Linked DNA regions of Mus musculus: region 1 is linked to region 2. Evidence: chromatin loops called from intact Hi-C (ENCODE). Cell type or tissue: left cerebral cortex. All regions are shown on one strand. Each heading gives the region's core, and the rest is flanking DNA. Links, peaks and the distances in the headings are about the cores only. Region 1 holds the start of Twist2 (twist basic helix-loop-helix transcription factor 2). Region 2 has its middle 4.6 kb from the start of Gm46242.

Region 1 (2,903 bases), core at 123-2,622, 73 kb before region 2:
AAAGAGACCCCAAGCACTTCAAACGCGCTGGCTGGCGCTCGGCGCTCAGAGTCCAGATGGCAAAGGGCCGGGATCCGTGATGTCTGTTCACCAAGGCCTGGCCCAATGTTCTGCAATCCTGAGCCCTCCTGCCCTGCCCATCAGTGCCCAGGGCAGGGGACTTCAGACAGGTTCAGCCTCTCCCTAGTCTCAGTGTTCTGGGCCCACCACCCGCCTGCAAGTGAAGCACAGTACAGAGGCTGAGGCTGAACCCCAAACCGGGATCCAACACTCAGGGCAAGGTCAGGTAGGCAGGCATGGCGGGCACATGGGCGCTCCCGCAGAGGCTCGCTGTGATGCCTAAGCTATAAAGCATTTAGGGGGCAGGTTCTGAAAACGTGTCCAGGCTGAAGTAGCCCAGAAAATCGGGATTGAAAAAGGATCTCCAACTTGCATACTGGCCCGAGCCGGGCGGCGTCTCTATAGATCCTAGAGGCGAGATCGTGGGGGTGGACATCTCTGCCAACAGGCGAGTATCTGCCCTGCCCCGGGTCGTGGCACTCTGCCTGCACAGCTCCACTCACTGCGGGCAGGATCGCGTTGCAGACGCCGGAGGTCTCAGTGCGCGCCCCAAGAGGCTCCCAGCTGCGTCCTTGGTCCACGGAGCACATCTGGGCTTGGACTTGCCTCCTCCACCCCTCGCAGAGACCCTGAACCCTGGCAGGGCCAAATCTGCTCCAGGAGACTCAGACAAAGGCAGGCACCGTTGAACTTAGAGGTCAGCACCGCTGATTAGCGGCCCGCGCCTGGGGTAGGAGCGCAGGCTGAGCGCGCGGATCTGGCCTCCGAGATGCGGGCCACAGTCAGGGCCGAAAAAAGCGGAGACAAAACTGAAAGTGCCGCCCGGGGGGGGGGGGGGGGGCGGGGGCGGCCGGCGAAGGCCCCAGAATTTGTCCTGCCCCTGGCCACGGTGGCCAATCAGCGCGCCGCCCTCGCTCCTGACAGCTATTTAGCAACCCAGCCGGGATAGAGTTTCCAAAAAAGTTAGAATAACTTCCTCTCCCGGAGACCTCGGTTTTGCACAAGCCGGCCTCGAAATCAGAGCCTTTGAGAGCGACCCGGGAGCCTGTGCTCGGCGGCCGCGGGCTTGGCCAGTGGCGTGCGCTCGGCGCCCCCCAGCCCCACGCGCGCCGGGCGGGCGCCATGGAGGAGGGCTCCAGCTCGCCGGTGTCCCCCGTGGACAGTCTGGGCACCAGTGAGGAAGAGCTGGAGAGGCAGCCCAAGCGCTTCGGCCGGAAGCGGCGCTACAGCAAGAAATCGAGCGAAGATGGCAGCCCGACCCCGGGTAAGCGCGGCAAGAAGGGCAGCCCGAGCGCGCAGTCTTTCGAGGAGCTGCAGAGCCAGCGCATCCTGGCCAACGTGCGCGAGCGCCAGCGCACCCAGTCGCTCAACGAGGCCTTCGCCGCGCTGCGCAAGATCATCCCCACGCTCCCCTCTGACAAGCTCAGCAAGATCCAGACGCTCAAGCTGGCCGCCAGGTACATAGACTTCCTCTACCAGGTTCTCCAGAGCGACGAGATGGACAATAAGATGACCAGCTGCAGCTACGTGGCTCACGAGCGTCTCAGCTACGCCTTCTCCGTGTGGCGCATGGAGGGCGCGTGGTCCATGTCCGCCTCCCACTAGCGCCGCGCCGTGCCATCCACCTCCGGAGCCGCAAGCCAGGGTAGGTGCTGCGTGTGGTGGGCATCCACGACGCACGGGTGGGTGGGCGGACGGGCCAGTGTATCTCTCCTCGTGAAGGTACCTCAGGCAACCGCACAGGGATGGGGTGAGCTTCCTCACCCTGCAAGGGTTGGCGCGACCTGAGAAAACTCTCCTACCCCGGGGGCACGCCCAAGGTCTTTTGCCAAGGGTATCCGTTCGGAATCCACCCGCCTGTGGTTCCCCATCAGGGTCCAAATACACTTATTGGACAAATGGTCACTTTTCATTTTTGGTGGATGGGTATCTGTGGGTGACTCTGTGGGGAGCGGTTGTCAAAACGTCTTCCTTAGGCCAGCGGAGGCCAGGAGATGCGATGCCCGCTGGGTTGTGGCCGACCTGTTGCCTCGCGCTCATTCTATGGAGCTGAGGAGCCCACGCGTGGTACAGACAATCCGCTCTTTCTGATCCGCAGTTCCGGCCCGCGCCTTGGATGCTAGGGCGTTCAAGCCCTAGCCGGCTCAGTACGTAAGATGATGCTGGCCCCTGGCGCGGCAGAGAGGTTTCTGTTCAGCGCTGGGGCTCCAGGTTCACAGAGGAGCAAATCTCTGGGCGCCAAGAATGCAGTAGACCCTTGTCGCCCCAAAAGTATGGAACCCTCAAGCGCCCAGGCCTGGGTGGATGTAGCGGCTTGGAGTCTCTGGCTGCCTGCAAGCAGGTGGATCGTATTTAGAGTTGTGTGCTTAAGTACCACCATCCTTGAACTTGGAAAGACACAGAGGCAAGGGATTCAGGCTGGGTAACAGGTCTGAGTGTGCGGTGGGTGTGGATGAAGAAGCAGTGTGAGCAGGGCCTTGCCTGGGAAGAAGGCAGCTCAGCACAGCTGAGCACCGGATTGGTGTTTCAGAGAGCGTTTATCATGTCCTGCACCCGCTGCTTAGCAGACACATCCCAAATCCCCAGGCAGCCCCAGGGGCAGTATCCTGCAGGCTCTGCTTCCCTGAGGCCTTGCTTAGATCTTCGAGGGGAGCGTGGTATAGAAAATTCTTCCCACTTAATTTTCCTTCGTTTTTCATGCATCTTGTGTGTTTTTTTTTAAATGAAAGTCTCCGCTTAACACAGAAAGAATTTGGATTAATCAAGATTAACATGATTATCCATTGTCCCAAACATCTATTTACACTTTTATAATTTTATAATATCTTGAAAGTTGCTGCTGT
Region 2 (2,903 bases), core at 232-2,731:
GCCCTGGGGAAAGGCTCCAGTCAGCTTCTTCCTTTCCCATCTCCATCTGGTACCCAGCTCCGAGCTCTCCTCTACACAGTCCCTGAGACAAGACCATGTGATCTCCCAGCTTCTTCTCAAAACATCCTGGCAGCTCCCTGGCTGGAGACCCAGTGGCACTAAATAGAAATTTATGTGACAGGCCTCAGGGGAAAAGCCCAGAGGAGTTTGTTTAAAAGTAAATTCGTCAAGCCGAGCTGAGTCAGGGTCTGACCTCCAACCTCTGCTGACCCTCCCCAGCAAGGGGGGAGAGAGTCCAGCTACATCAACAAGCCACACCAGGGGATCCCACTGCAGACTTGTATCCCTTTGCCACCAAGAGATTAGCCCTGAGGTGACCGCAGCTACCCACACGTCAGGTCCCTCGGTTGTTACCTGGAGCATCTCCAGTCCTCACTGTCCTCCTTCCTCCAGTCCTCACTGAGCTGCCCCACCTTTGGCTCCCATGCTTTCCCTTATCCTGGTGCCCACCTACTCAGGTAAACCAGGGTCTGCTCAGCCCAACGAGCGGAGACCATTTTTCTTGCTCTGGCTATCAAAGGCAAATCCATGTGTGGCCACACAGACAGGGAGAGTGTCTGCTTATCTGGAGGCAACCGGCCTGTGTAAGCTTCCTTTCAATGCCCCATACCACCCTCTATTGATGTTCCTGGGACCAACAAGCCATGCCAGGACCAGGACTAATGAACCACTAGCATGGAGCACCAAGGAATCCACAGACAGCTGGCTGCTCTCACCTTGAACACTAGAAGGGGATGAGGGATGAAGTAGGTTGGGGTGCTCCTGGCAGAGAAGAGATTGAGGGAGGGGCGCAAGTCTCAGACCTCAGGTGTACACGTAGGTAGGGTTTTCCCGTTCTGCGGTTCTAGGGCTTTAGAGGCCAAGGTTCAGGTCATTGTTTCTCCAAGAACATCTGTCTGCTTGGCCCAAGCCCTCTGCCACAGCCTGGAGTCCTTGGCCCAGCTTTCTTAGCCACCCTTTAATGAAGCCTGGTGCAACAGGTTAGACTGACCCACCCTCACCCAATGCCCATCTTGTCTCCTCGGCCCCTTTTCTTCACCTGCTCTGTGGCAGCCAGAGACCTTGGGCTGTGTGGTCACATGGGCTGTTGACCATCTCAACCACACTGAAATCTCCTCTGCCACCTGGTGGCTAAAGCTCGCAATTGCTGCTGTTCTGTGACTGACCTGGAGCTGACCACTTGGGCAACTCTTAGGTCCTTGGGGAACAACCCAGAGAACTAGTCCCCTTCTGAGTCACAGATGATGAGAAAAGTTGTTATCTGTGAGGCCCTGTGTCCCTGACCCTGACAGAGTCCAACAGGGAAGCAGAGGACCTACCTGAGAAGACCCTCAAGCCCTACCGTTGGGAAGGAGATGTGGATACAGGATCCACAGGGTTCCTAGCCATAGTAACCCCCAAGAGCACCATGAGTACTGTAGTCTTTCAGGATGAAGGGCTCTCCCACAGGCCTGTCTCGCCTGCAGCAAGCCTCCCTGCTGTGTGTACCTGTGGGCACACCCAAGGGCCAGAGTGGCATAATGCCAGCTCCCTCTCCCTTGCTTGCTCTCAGCCATAGTCTTCTGTGGACCAGGGTATGGAAGTACACAGAGGTCCCAGCTCACACATAAACCTCCACACCAGCCCTATCGTCTCCATAGCGATGACCCAGAGTGCAATTGGAGAAGCCTTTCCAAGACCCCAGACTGCACCCTTTCCTGTGTCCCAGGGTTGGGCTGAGGAAGTGGCCAGGGTACATCCCTGGGCTCACTGCCTGGAACTCCACCCCAAGTAGCTAAATGTAGTTACCCCAGAACTCAAGGGCCCTGGAGAGGAACACTAGCCCCACAGCAGGCCCACCCTTTCAACTCCTGAGGCAGGGGCATAAACGCTTGACCCTTTCCCTCATGGACAGTACAGGAGCCCTCGGGCCTGAATCCACCAACACCACAAGCATGCGCTCAGGATTTCCTTCATTATGTTGTTCTTGGCCTGGGTTCATCATGCATAGTGTGGGTTTGCTGGGGACAGTTTCTTTCATGTGCATCATTGTGCTTTGACCTTATTGGCTCCTTCATCCCTTCAGTCCTCCTCCCCTTTCTTCCTCAGACTACTCCCTTCCCATAGTCTCCATCCTCTTCATGTGGCTAGAGATATATAGGTTTACACACACACACATACACACATATATACACACGTGTGTGTGTGTGTGTGTGTGTGTGTGTGTGTGATATTTGTCCTTTTGCATCTGCTTATTTTACTTAACGTGATCTCTGGTTGCATTCTGTTTTTCTAATAAGTGGTATCATTTTGTCCCTCTTCATGGCTGAGTAAAACCCCATGTGTGTATGGACCACATATTCTTTATCCATCCATCTACTGACAGACAAGCTGGTTCCCTGACTCAGCTATTGTGACTAGCGTCTCAAAAAGTGCAAGTGTGGAGGTGTTGCTGTGATGTGCCTACAGTAGATTCCTCCAGGTCTCTACCAGGAGGTAGGTTCTCTGTTTGCTTTAAGGAATCTTCATACTAATTTCCACAGTGGCTGGGCTCATTTATATCCTCACCAACAGTGGCTAAGGACTTAAGGACTTCCTTTTGGCCCCACCAGCATAGAGGGGAATCTTTTGTACGTGTGGAAGCATTCACCTGTGCAAAAAAAATCTATGGCTGGGGCTGGGGCTGGAGCTGGAGCTGGAGAGATGGCTCAGCGGTTAAGAGCACTGACTGTTCTTCCAGAGGTCCTGAGTTCAATTTCCAGCAACCACATGGTGGCTCACAACCATCTGTAATGGGATCCAGTGTGCTCTTCTGGTGTCTGAAAACAGTAGCAGCAATATATATATATATATATATATATATA

What was found. Peaks named below come from ENCODE experiments on the same cell type or tissue, not always from the same donor. Only the 100,000 strongest peaks of a DNase experiment are listed, where the experiment ranks them.
Region 1: a loop joins it to region 2, with 1.9 times the contacts of the local background. A loop is called at or near these places in 2 of 42 quality-filtered maps.

What each region holds. Positions count from the first base shown.
Region 1 is chr1:91,800,445-91,803,347 of GRCm38, forward strand. It overlaps Twist2 (twist basic helix-loop-helix transcription factor 2), which reads left to right and starts at 1,017. Exons shown (of 2, transcript NM_007855.3): 1 at 1,017-1,705. The coding sequence starts at 1,183. The coding sequence ends at 1,665. In left cerebral cortex, for the core only: a CTCF peak has its summit at 1,216; DNase peaks (open chromatin) are centred at 1,433 and 1,629; H3K4me3 peaks cover 2,024 bases.
Region 2 is chr1:91,873,664-91,876,566 of GRCm38, forward strand. No RefSeq gene overlaps it. Among named protein-coding and RNA genes, the nearest start is that of Gm46242, 4.6 kb to the right of the region's middle. In left cerebral cortex, for the core only: a CTCF peak has its summit at 1,201 (motif pointing left); DNase peaks (open chromatin) are centred at 1,169 and 2,480.